2 separate regions of the Homo sapiens genome follow, and region 2 is linked to region 1. A link is a loop called in an ENCODE intact Hi-C map of the cell type or tissue named here. Cell type or tissue: dorsolateral prefrontal cortex. All regions are shown on one strand. Each heading gives the region's core, and the rest is flanking DNA. Links, peaks and the distances in the headings are about the cores only.

Region 1 (6,584 bases), core at 2,424-4,923:
AAAAAAAGCAAACACTTATAAAAGCCAGGCAGGCAACATAAAATGGTAAGGTGGGCCAGTGTAAGACACCTGGGAATGGTGGGGGCTGGAGAGGAGGGGATCTCACTCTTCTACCAAGGGCAACCCACCACTCAGTGTCAGTCAATCCTTCCCAGGCAGCAGGGCAAGCCCAGTAATGCCTTATTTTCCAGATTTTCAAGACTCCCATGAAATATCCCAATTTTAAAAGCTGGCTACTAATTCAGAATATAAGAAGAAAATACTGCCGGGCATGGTGGCTCACACCTGTAATCCCAGCACTTTGGGAGGCTGAGGTGGGCGGATCACCTGAGGTCGGGAGTTTGAGACCAGCCTGACCAACATGGAGAAACCCTGTCTCTACTAAAAATACAAAATTAGTTGGGTGTGGTGGCGCATGCCTATAATCACAGCTACTCGGGAGGCTGAGGCAGGAGAATCACTTGAACCCAGGAAGCAGAGGTTGCAGTGAGCCCAGATCACGCCATTGCACTCCAGCCTGGGCAACAAGAGCAAAACTCCATCGAAAGAAAGAAAAGAAAGAAAAGAGAAAGAAAAGAAAGAAAGGAAAGAAAGAAGAAAGAAAGAAGGAAAGAAAATACCATGTGAGTCAAAAAAAAAACCATTATGGAGCCAGGCTTGGTGGCTGCCATAGCTGGGACTATATATGATGGTGGTTGAGGCGAGGGCTTAGGAGTTGCAGGCTGCAGTGAGCTATGATTGCACCACTGCACTCCAGCCTGGGTGACAGAGTGAATCCTCATCTCTAAAAATAAAATAAGAATAAATAAAAATCCAAAACCCATTATGGGCTACATTTGGACTACATACTGGCAGACTGGGGCCTGCAGTGTGTGGTAGAATTTATGAGAAAAATACACATATGAATAGAAAGGTACAAAAAATGATCTGCACCCCATGAAACCAGTAATAATGTGTACGTTGGGGTAGATGAGAAAGAACGAGGTTGCTGAAGGTATGGAATAGGTCTTTATCTTTTCTGTATTGTTTGTGACCTTGAACATGAAAATGTAGTTACCTATTACCTATGTACTTTCTTTCTTTAACTTTTTTTTTTTTTTTTTGAGATGGAGTCTCGCTCTGTTGCCCAGGCTGGAGTACAGTGGCGCAATCTCGACTCACTACGACCTCTGCCTCCCGGGTTCAAGTGATTCTCCTGCCTCTGCCTCCTAAGTAGCTGGGATTACAGGAGCATGCCATGATGCCCAGCTAATTTTTTTTATTTTTATTTTTAGTTGAGCCGGGTTTTCACTGTGTTGGCCACACTAGTCTTGAACTCCTGACCTCAGGTGATCCACCTGCCTCAGACTCCCAAAGTACTGGGATTACAGGCATGAGCCACCGCGCCCGGCCTACCTATGTACTTTAAAAAGAAGAAAAGTGCCCCCTGAATTAGAATACCAAACATTATTAGTCCTGTGGCCCTCTAGGTTGGGCAATATTAGAATTCTCTGCTTTGGATTGCAAGCCTTCAAAACGCAAAGTTTATATTTCAAAATTGCTTTTTAAAAAAATTCATAGTAATGTTTTCCTTATTTGGGGAATGCTGATTTTCAAAGAATGGAAACTCACTCAGAATAGCACCAGAACAAAAGAGGGATTTGGTGGGAAGGTATAGGGTGGTTTTGTAGCATCCAGGGCATGAATTGAAACCAGGCGCACAAGGAACAAGAACCCCAAGGCTGGAAGCCACGTGGCCTCAGAGCCAGTCTTCTTGTCTTCTCCTGTCAGCTTTCTACTGTTTGTTTCTGCAGTTTATTCTTCTGCTTGGTATGCCCACTTCCTAGTTCATTACACATGGCCCTATGGCACCCTCAATCACAGGGTTGCCATGACCTCAAAAGTCCTGCACACTTGGGTAGGAGTCTCCGAAATCCCACGTCCATATTCCTGGGAAAGAGAATCTGACTGTGGCCACTGAGTTTATGACCTAGATCAAATGTCCTCTCCCCATCCAACCATTGGACAAGAGGAAAGTGGGATCCTATGGTTGGCGCAAACCGGCCCCAGGGACCCTCTCCAGCAGGAAAGGGCATTTCTGAGAGATGGAGGATTTAGCCTGGGGAGGGGCCTCAAAAGGAATCCACAGATGCAGCTATTATACAAGTTCCATGTTTACAGGCACCTGTGAATGCTGAATCGGATAGAACACATTTGTTCATAAGGGAGGTAGCAGAGCAAAGTGGCCGAGATATGGGACTTCAGTAGGATAACTAACCATCCCAGTTTGCCTAGGACTGAAAGAGGTTGTAAAATTGAAAGGATACAGCCTTTCATGTAAAATTGAAAGGACCCAGCCTTTCAATTTTAAAATTGGGACAGTTTTTAAAGATTTCCCAGCATGTGAGACTTTCATTGCAAAAACCAGGAAAGTCTCATGCAAACCACGATGAGTTGGTCCCCTTAGATTTTGGAGCTGGATCTAGTTATGAATCCTGGCTCAGCTGCTGCAGCTGTGTGACCCTGAGCAAGTCACTTTACCTCTTATACCTCAGTTTTCTCCTTGCAAAATGAGAATAATAATAGTTCCCACATCACAGAGTAAGATAAGCACCCGTGAGCACTCAGTAGAAATTAGGCAATTAGGTAATGTCGACGAAAACAGTCAAACTCTATAACATATTTGAAGAAACTTATTCTGAGCCAAATATAAGTGACCATGGCCCATGACACAGCCCTCGGGAGGTCCTGAGAACATGTACCCAAGGTGGTCAAGGTGCAGCTTGGTTTTATACATTTTAGGGAGACGTGAGACTTCAATCAAATACATTTAAGAAATACATTGGTTCGGTTCAGAAAGGTGGGACAACTGGAAGCGGGGCATGGGTTCCAGGTTATAGGTGGGTTTAAAAATTATCTGCTTGACAATTGGTTGAGTTTATCTAAAGATCTTGGATCAATAGAAAAAAAAGGCCTGGATTTCTTTTCTGGAGACTGGAAAGGATTGCAGAGACCAAAGTTCTTATTTGTAGAGGAAGCCTTCAGAGAGAATACGTTGTAAAATGTTTCTTATCAGACTTCATGTCTGTGTTGATGTCAGTGCCAGCAAGGTATAATGAGGCATGTCTGAACACCACTTCCCTTCATGGCTGAACCAGTTTCTCAGGTTAAATTTTTTTTTTTTTTTTTTTTTTTTTTTTAGATGAAGTCTTGCTTTGTCACCTGGGCTGCAGTGCAATGGTGCAATCTCAGCTCACTGCAGCCTCCACCTCCCAGGTTCAAGCGACTATCCTGCCTTAGTCTCCTGAGTAGCTGGGACTACAGGCACCCACCAGAACGCCTGGCTAATTTTTTGTATTTTTAGTAGACACGGGGTTTCACCATGTTGGCCAGGCTGATCTCGAACTTCTGGCCTCAGGTGATCCACCTGCCTTGGGCTCCCAAAGTGCTGGGATTCAGGCAGGAGCCACCGCACCCGGCGTCAGGTTAAATTTTAAAAGAGCCCTACCCAAGAATGTACATGGTTGGTGGGGGCCTTAGAATTTTATTTTTGGTTTACAGTAATAATATATATGGTTAAAAAATTGTCTACAATCAATAATAATTTAATTGTACATTTAAAAATAACTAAAAGAGGGCTGGGTGCAGTGGCTCACGCCTGTAATCCCAGCACTTTGGGAGGCCAAGGCAGGAGTATCACTTGAGCCCAGGAGTATGAGACCAGCCTGGGCAACATAGTGAGAGCCTGTCTCAGTTTTAGAAAATAATAATAAATAACTAAAAGAGTATATAATTGGATTGTCTGTAACACAACGGCTTTTGAGGGGATGAATACCCCATCTTCCATGATGTGATTATTACGCATTGCATGCCTGTATCAAAACATCTCAGGTACCCCATAAATATATAAACCTACTATGAACCCACAAAAATTAAAAATAGAAGTAAAATTTCAGGCCAGGCATGGTGGCTCACACCTGTAATCCTAGCACTTTGGGAGGCCGAGGCGGGCAGATCACCTGAGGTCAGGAGTTCGAGACCAGCCTGGCCAACATGGCGAAACCCTGGCTCTACTAAAAATACTAAAATTAGCTGGGTATGGTGGCGCACACCTGTAATCCCAGCTAACTCAGGAGGCTGAGGAAGGAGAATTGCTTGAACCCGGGAGGTGGAGGTTGCAGTGAGCCGAGATTGTGCCACTGCACTCCAGCCTGCGTGTCAGGAATGAGACTTTATCTCAAAAAATAAAATACAATAAAATAAAATTTCAAAATTGGAAGCAAAACAAACAGTGAAAAGTAAGACTCACTCCCACCTCTGTCGCTCAGGCCACAGGTCCCCAGTTCCCTTCTCCAGAGTAACTACTTAGCAGTTTCTTACGTATCATTCCAGATAGTCTGTGAATTATAGAAAGGTATATACAGATCTTTTTTTTTCTTTTTCTTTTTTTTTTTTTTTGAGATGGAGTTTTGGTCTCATTGCCCAGGCTAGAGTGCAATGGCACAATCTTGGCTCACTGCAACCTCCACCTCCCAGGTTCAAGTGATTCTCCTGCCTTGGCCTCCTGAATAGCTGGGATTACAGGCACCCAACACCACACCCAGCTAATTTTTTGTAATTTTAGTAGAAACTGGGTTTCATCACGTTGGCCAGGCTGGTCTCGAACTCCTGACCTCAGGCGATCTACCCACCTTGGCCTCCCAAAGTGCTGGGATTACAGGCGTGAGCCACCGCACCCAGCCAACCTCATTATTTTTAATGGCTACATACTGTTTCATGGCCTTGGAATCATAATTCATTTAGACTGTCTCCTACTGATTGACATTTGGGTTGTTTCTATTTATTATTATTATTATTATTATTTTTAGAGATGGGGGCCTCACTATGTTACTCAAGCTGGAGTGCAGTGGCTATTCACAGGTGACATCATAGTGTACCATAGCCTTGAACTCCTGGGCTCAAGGGACTCTTCCATCACAGCCTTCTGAATAGCTGGGGCTACAGATGTGTGCCACCATGCCTGGCTGTTCCACTCTTTTGTTACTACAAACATTATGACAAACAATGTAATATTATCTTGTATACACAACTTTGTGTACATTCAGAAGTATCTCTAGGATAAATTCTTAGAAGTGGAAATGCTAGGTCAAAGGAGCTATTATCACCATTCATTGTAATTATTATAATTAATCTCTAAGAAGTCAGATGTTGGATCTACTTCCTTCTAAAGGCAAATAGTAGCTGTTATATCTGAGCATAAAGAGATCTTCTATATCAACTGCCTTTTGTGAGTAAAAAATTATTAAGTCCTGATACTGACATCTTGGAAAATTCCAGAATGCTGCTTCTACCTCTCCTCTCTTTTCATACCCCTTCTCTTTTCCCTATTTACATTGGCACATGACCACATTCCCACAAAATGTGTCAGTTGAGTTGGTGTCTTAGCCTGGGTTCCTTAGAAAAGAGAGCCTGAGGCAAAGCTTTATGAGAGTATAGAATCCCAGGGAGGCATGAGTGAAGGGAAAAGGGGAACAAGTCAAACAACGAGGACGAGTCAACATAAGAGCATGCATGATGGTCCTGACCACAACTTAGGCAAGCACAATTGCTTCCTCACTCTTAGAAGAAGCAACTGAGCTCGCATAGGGGAAGCGAGTCTCTGAGAAGCCAGAGTAAGCCACTGCATCTCTCCACACTCTGTGCAGTCACAGGAAGAGGCCCAGGTGGGGAGGGGGTAAGGAAGGGAATACGTTTATCTATAGGCTGCCATCTCCTATTGGTCGAAGTTTGCCCCTCAGGGTGTCAACTCCTTTTAGCTTATGAGTTGAGCCGCCCAACTCCTCCAGCAGCCATGGAGAAAGCCAGAACCCAAGACAGAAGTGTCAGCCTCTATGGCCAAGCATCAACCTGGAGGGTAAGCCACTGTGCATCCATGGGATTTGAGATGGTCCACAGGGTCTCTCATATCAATAGCAACAGGAAACCCACATGGCAGGAGGATAGGAGCAGAGATGCTGGTGCAAGGCCAGGTGCTGTGGTGTCATGCCCTTACGTGACATGAGGAACCTGGAGTAGCTACCACAGAGCAAGTCATTGTTAGAGTTCTGGCCAGAAAGCAAGGCAAGTGCAGGATTTGTAACGGCATGTAAAATGAATCTGGTACAGGGCCAGGTTTGATGGCTCATGCCCATAATCCCAGCACTTTGAGAAGCCGAGGCAGGAGGATCACTTGAGCCCAGGAGTTCGAGACCAGTCTGGGCAACATAGAGAGACCCCTGTCTTTATAAAAAAAAATTTTAAAAATTAGCTGGGTGTGGTGGTGCATATCTGTAGCCCCAGCCACTCTAGGGGCTGAGGTGGGAGGATCATTTGAGCCCCAAACATTGAGGCTGCAGTGAGCCATAATCATGCCTTTGCACTTCAGCCTGGATGACAGGGCAAGACCCTGTCTCAAAATAAATAAATAAATAAATAAAACAGAAAACAACAAAAAAAAACCAGTCTAGTACAGGTGGGAACACTGGCACTTTGCACACTGCACTCATTCTGAGATGTACATTTTATTACCTTTTTTTTGAGTTGGCGTCTCGCTCTGTCACTGAGCC
Region 2 (6,161 bases), core at 1,982-4,481, 280 kb after region 1:
ATATGTGGTTGCATTACAAAGGTTCCTTTTTATCTAGGTCCCCACAGTCACAAGGTTGAGCAAGGAACCAAAAATTGTAATCACATGAAAATATGAATGAATTGGCCTGGCACAGTGGCTCATGCCTGTAATCCCAGCACTTTGGGAGGCTGAGGTAGGTGGATCACTTGAAGTCAGGAGTTCGAGACCAGCCTGACCAACATGGTGAAACCCCGTCTCTACTAAAAATACAAAAATTAGCCGGGCGTGGTGGCACGTGCCTGTGGTCCCAGATACTCAGGAGGCTGAGGCAGGAGAATCGCTTGAACACGGGAGGCGGAGGTTACAGTGAGTTGAGATTGTGCCACTGCACTCCAGTCTGGCGACCGAGCGAGACTCCGTCTAAAAATAAATAAATAAATAAATAAATAAATTAATTAATTGATCACTTAAACAATTAGTTATTCCAGTAGTCTACCCATTTAGAACGTCTTCGTTGACAGATAACAATGCCAGGAAAATGCAAATTGGTTATGAAATGAAAATGCAAACCTTACATAAGATACTGAGTTTCGTAAAGCCAATTAAAACATTGTTGGAGATCTATGGAAATGACACTCAAAGCCATTGACAAATGAGGGTCAGACACAGTTCATTTATTTACTCAGTACCAGGGACTGTTTTCTTTTCTCTAAATCTTTATAATCTGGAATTTAATTTTTATAATCTAAAAATAAACAACTAAATTAGGTTTATATGTCACAGAGGTGAGACCCTAGGGGGGACATGATGAATGAGGAGCATCTTGCAAGACGCACAGCTCTCTGTCATCATCCTGCAGCTCCTTTTCTGGGCAAGCCCTTTTAGGCCATGAATAAAATCACAAAAAGGTAAAACATCAATAAACATCTAATCCACTAGAACAGAAATTAATAAATGGCTTCAAGGTTGACTGCATTCCTTCAGTGCTTCGAAGAATTCCCAACAAATCTTGGATATGAAAAGGGACTAAAAACAATGAACTCTAAGAAAACAGTCCCCATTAAGGCACTGGAGTCTGCCCCAACCATGTTCTTATAACCAACCTCTTGTGAGAAGTAGCCTTGAGCTGTGTGTGATGACACCTTACTCAGTCCTTCAAACTTTTCCCAGCATTTGACAGTACCTTTCAGGGCAATTTTTATTTATTTTTATTTATTTTTATTTTTATTTTTTTTTTGGAGACGGAGTCTCGCTCTGTCGCCAGGCTGGAGTGCAGTGGTGTGACCTCGGCTCACTGCAAACCTCCGCCTCCTGGGTTCAAGCGATTCTCCTGCCTCAGCCTCCCGAGTAGCTGGGACTACAGGCACCCACCACCACACCCAGCTAATTTTTTTTTTTGTATTTTTAGTAGAGATGGAATTTTGCCGCATTGTCCAGGCTGGTCTCAATGATTATCATTATATTAATGATTAAGTCAGGTAACATTTGAAGAAAAGAGAATCAACAAGGATGTTGACAAAATACGCTCTTCAAAAGAGAGTGATGTAAATATCAGGATTAAGAGAGACACCTGGGAACACTGACAAAGCATGGCCTGGTTTAGCAGAAATGACTGCTGCCCTGGTGGTACTGGACAGGTTGCCTGAAGAGCATTGTATCCTCCCCTTACCGTGCTGTCAAATAAGTTAGACCGCTACCCATACTTAATTCATTCTAGAAGTCCACAACTGCATTTATATCATCAGTTTTATTAAATACAAGATAAACTTATTTTAGAGTTTTTGTTTCAAAGTCTTTTCTCAAAATTTACTAGGAAAGTTTGGGCCCTGTGTCATGTGACTTCTTTCTGGGGTCCATTATTCTTGGGTACCCGGCCATCTTGTGTGGGGCTAAGACAGGATAGTCATGACAGTCACACTGGAGCTTCTGTGGCCACTGGAACTCAACAGCATTCCTGGTTCTGAGTAGTCACTGGTGTCCCTAACTTGGAATCCCCTTCCTGACATCAGATCACTTAACTCCTGAGGGCTGGCCCTTGTTTTCTGGTCTCTTTCTGAGAATAAAAAGTATTTACTTGTTCTGTGACCCAGCATTCTTGTTTTACCTGGCACGACTGAGAGAGTTAAAGCAGAAAGCCCTGGAATGGTCCCTTTATACAGGTTGTTTCATAGCATTAAAGAGCCAACAGCCGTCCCGGCAGCTGCCCAGCCTCAGATCCTCTTGGTTGTTGGTTCCTCTTTGTCCCCCATTTCCATCCCACAACCAAGGAGCTTCACTGCCACCATGTCTTCCAGCTAATACTCCTCTTCTCAATACTTTCCCCATTTCATCGTTGTTGCAGGTTCTCTCCTCATCCCTCTTCTTCCATTCTCTCCTTTGCCAAGCCTGCAGAGCCCCCCTGCCCTGGCCTCAATTGTCTACATTTTACTTCCTACCATCCCCTTGACTCAGCCTACACTCCAGTTGAAAAGAGTTGCTCCACTCTTACCTTCCCCTCTCTTGGAATTCCCTTCTCCTGTGTCTCTAAAGGGCTCCCCCCAGTGCCCAGCTCCAAAGCCCTCCTGGCCTCTTCCTCTTCTGCACTTCATCTCTCAGCAGCATCATACCCTCGGCTCTCTCGGGCTTCCACTCGTTTTTTCCTTCAGTGATCGTTATTTATGTGTTGCCCTTATCCACTGACTAGATTACACATTCGTGAAAGGTTGAATCCATGTCTTACTCATTTCTGCAACTCCCACAGTAGTGCCCAAAGTGGCTTCCCTAGTAGACAGTCCATAAATGAGTCATTTTTGTGTGTTAAATAAGTCAAACATTTTATTTGTTAAATCAGTTTTTACAAAGATAATTTGTTCAGCCAAAGGTAGGTAGGATGGATGCTTTCTCTTTTTGTTGTTGTCTTTGTTTTTTTGGGACAGGGTCTTGTTCTGTTGCCCAGCCTGGAGTGCAGTGGCACCGTCATGACTCAGTGCAGCCTCAGCCTCTCAGGCTCAAGGAGACCTCCCACCTCAGCCTCCCAAGTAGTTGGGACTACAGGTGTGAGCCGCCACACCCAGCTAATTTTTAAATTTTTTGTAGAGACGGGGGTCTCACTATGTTGCCCAGGCTTGTCTCAAACTCCTGGGCTCAAGCGATCCTCCTGCCTCAGCCCCATAAAGTGCTAGGATTATAGGCGTGAGCCACCGTGCCCGGCCTGGATTCCTGCCTTCTCATGCAATGACTGTGCTGCTTTTTTTTTCCCTTTAGTAGCATCTTTCCCTGGCCCATTGAAAGAAGAGAATCTGTTAAATGTTCCGAAGCCACTGCCAAAACAACTGTGGGAGACCAAGGAGGTGGGTGAACAGTACTCAGCTATGTTTGTTGTCACTGAATGTTTGTACTTAGAGGTCATTGAAAAATCCTGCAGAGGTGAAAGCAAGAGGAACTGGGGGAAAAGGAGAAGATTTGTCTGAGAACAGAGATAAGAATATACAAGGGAAGGACGTTTCAAGTAAAAATTATCGCGCTTGTGTCAATGAATTAGCACATTGATCTCTTGGCTTACTAATTTTCATATGAATTGACTTATTTAAAAAAAAAAAAAAAACCCTGCTAAGTCCTCCATATCTTATTTGTTTTGCTAAAAGCTCTGAAACCTGGTTGTAAGTCATAGGCAGATTTTTCTGTTTTTTTAGCCAGCACTTTATACCAGTCTCCAGCTTCTGTCCAGAATTACTGGTATACCAGATAGCTCTTTTTAACTCAAGGGCATTTGACCTGAGTCCTCCAAGAGTCAGTAGACAAGTCATCTGTTTTACTATGATTTCCATGCGCCTTTGAGAATTTGTATCTAAAATTGTGCTAGCTGACCTCCACCTCGGCTCTCTAAACCTCACCCACTGTGGAAGAAAGGGGAGGTCCCACGGTACTTGCCTTGGCCTTTCTTCCCAGAGGGAAGCTGTGTTGACTTTGAAAGAAAACAGTTAATCTGTTCCAGCCCTTAAGGATGCTCTATTGCAATTGTTTGTATTGCCTGTGTACTTAACTATCCCCACCTGTTTAGGATCCCTTTGGCCCAGTTCCATTTTCTTCTGCCAAGTCTACCAGAGTCACCATTAGCATTAGTTGTCTTAAAAGGCTTTTTGTAAAAGCAAGATGTATTTGATGTTTAATCATTTGGGAAGTAAAAAAGAGATATGATTTAAAATTTACATATTTAAACACAGGAGAAGCAACCACACTGTCTTTTGGCTGTGAGAGGCACATGTGGTTGTGGAGGCTTTTATCAGAGGATAACTATGTCTTCTCCACCAAAGAGGGCAGTGGTGTGCCCTCCTCCCTGAGTACCAGGGACTGGTCTCTGGAAAGAGATGTTCATCTCCCTTGGTTCTTGTGGATTTGTAATACTCATTCCTGTCCGTCTGGAGCTTATATTCTAGTTGAAATAGCTTAGTTTCTTCTGACATTCATTTCTTTTTTCACCCTGCTTTTTTCTTTTATTTATTTCATTTCCTCTCAAGCCAATTGGAAAAGAAATGTTTATTTAAAAGCTCTATGTCGTCCAGACCCAGTGGCTCATGCCTGTAATCCCAGCACTTTGGGAGGCCGAGGCGGGTGGATCACCTGAGGTCGGGAGTTTGAGACCAGCCTGGCCAACATGGTGAAACCCCGTCTCTACTAAAAATACAAAAATTAGCCGAGTGTGGTGGTGCATGCCTGTGATCCCAGCTACTCGGGAGGCTGAGGCAGGAGAATCGCTTGAACCCAGGAAGCGGAGGTTGCTGTGAGCTGAGATGTGCCACTGCCACTCCAGCCTGGATGACAAGAGTGAAACTCCGTAAAAAGCTCTATGTGTAAAACATTGGTCTTTTAATGTTAATCCAGAAGGTAAATTGATAAGGCATCAAATTAGGAAAATGTATTAATATTATGCCTCCCTTAGGCCTGGAAGTTTGAGTTTAAAAAAGTCATGCCAAAACCTAAAAGGCTGCTGTGTGAGGACTCTGTCGACACGCAAGCTCTCACTTGCGCCCACTAGAGCCTCAAGGTCCTTACGAAGACACTTTTCAAAAACTTGAATTTGGCTTTACAGCGAGTAAGCCCAGCTTTCATTGTCTCTTCTCAGATTCAGTCCCTGTCAGGACGCCCTCGATCCTGTGATGTTGGAGGTGGCAAGTAAGTAATATTCTTTCTGTTCGTGTTTCAGGGACTATCCTGAAGGTTTTTCCCAAAAGTCTCGCTGCTTTGTTACAGAACTCTCAGAAACGTAACTTGCTATGCATAAATTGAAAGTCAACTGCATTTTCATAAAAACAGCCACTCTCTTTTGATACTCATATTTCATCTGTTTAAACTAATTAAATTACATGACTATAATAACAAACAAAACTTACATAAGTATGTTTGAGAATCACACAACTGACTCTTGGTAAATACACAACTCTCCGGGTAGAAGCAGTGTCAGAAGCAGAAACGTGCAGGAATCGAGAGGAGCCTACCAGCCCCGAGCTGTGGCAGGCTGTGGGCATCGGTGACATCCTGGCCAGGGGAAAAGGGAAGCATCAGTTCACCTGGCAGCTTAATGGCACAGAAGTTAATTAAGAGAGTTTCTGTGAATGTACTTAATGTCACTGAACTGTACACACAGAAATGGTTAAAATGGTAAATTTTATGGTATATTTATTTTACAACAATTTAAAAACATAAATGGAAGATAAATATATTTTCCATTTGCAATACAAAAAAGTTTCTATGAAACCATTAATTTGTTAGTGGATTTAATAGTATGCAACTTCACTCCCTAAAAGGTTTGAGACAACTTACAAAAATATAGTACAAGCAAATGAAAAAGGAAGTTCATGAGGAAGTTGAGTCTAAGAGAGAACGAGGAGATGAGAGAGATAATGAGGCCCTTGCCTTAACAGAAACTGCCTTGGGAGGGCCGGCTGGTGTGCTGCGTGGGACGGTACAGACAGCTGCTGGGGAGGTTCACAGAGAGGACCCCTTGGAACTCGATGGGCTGTGTCCTGAGAGAGCCCCAAGGAGGCTTCCTGGGGCTGTTTATCATAGTGTCCGTGAGAGCAGTCCCACCACTTGGAACTGAAGCCAATTCAGAAACAGCAAGGCTGCAGGGCCAAAATAATGTGGTTTGGAAATGGGATTCTTGCATGATCTGACTTAGTACATACAATCACCAGTGGGTCAGTGGGTGAACTAAATCCACT

Evidence for each region. Peaks named below come from ENCODE experiments on the same cell type or tissue, not always from the same donor. Only the 100,000 strongest peaks of a DNase experiment are listed, where the experiment ranks them.
Region 2: a loop joins it to region 1, with 2.3 times the contacts of the local background. A loop is called at or near these places in 27 of 110 quality-filtered maps.

Annotation. Positions count from the first base shown.
Region 1 is chr15:90,331,397-90,337,980 of GRCh38, forward strand. No RefSeq gene overlaps it. Among named protein-coding and RNA genes, the nearest start is that of ZNF774, 18 kb to the right of the region's middle. In dorsolateral prefrontal cortex, for the core only: no CTCF peak of the experiment used is centred there; no DNase peak of the experiment used is centred there.
Region 2 is chr15:90,614,679-90,620,839 of GRCh38, forward strand. It overlaps CRTC3 (CREB regulated transcription coactivator 3), which reads left to right. Exons shown (of 15, transcript NM_022769.5): 8 at 3,205-3,290; 9 at 5,063-5,112. CRTC3-AS1 (CRTC3 antisense RNA 1) reads right to left here. Exons shown (of 4, transcript NR_120372.1): 4 at 5,331-5,475. Among named protein-coding and RNA genes, the nearest start is that of LINC01585, 42 kb to the right of the region's middle. RefSeq lists an enhancer at 6,128-6,161. In dorsolateral prefrontal cortex, for the core only: no CTCF peak of the experiment used is centred there; a DNase peak (open chromatin) is centred at 3,195; H3K27ac peaks cover 2,500 bases.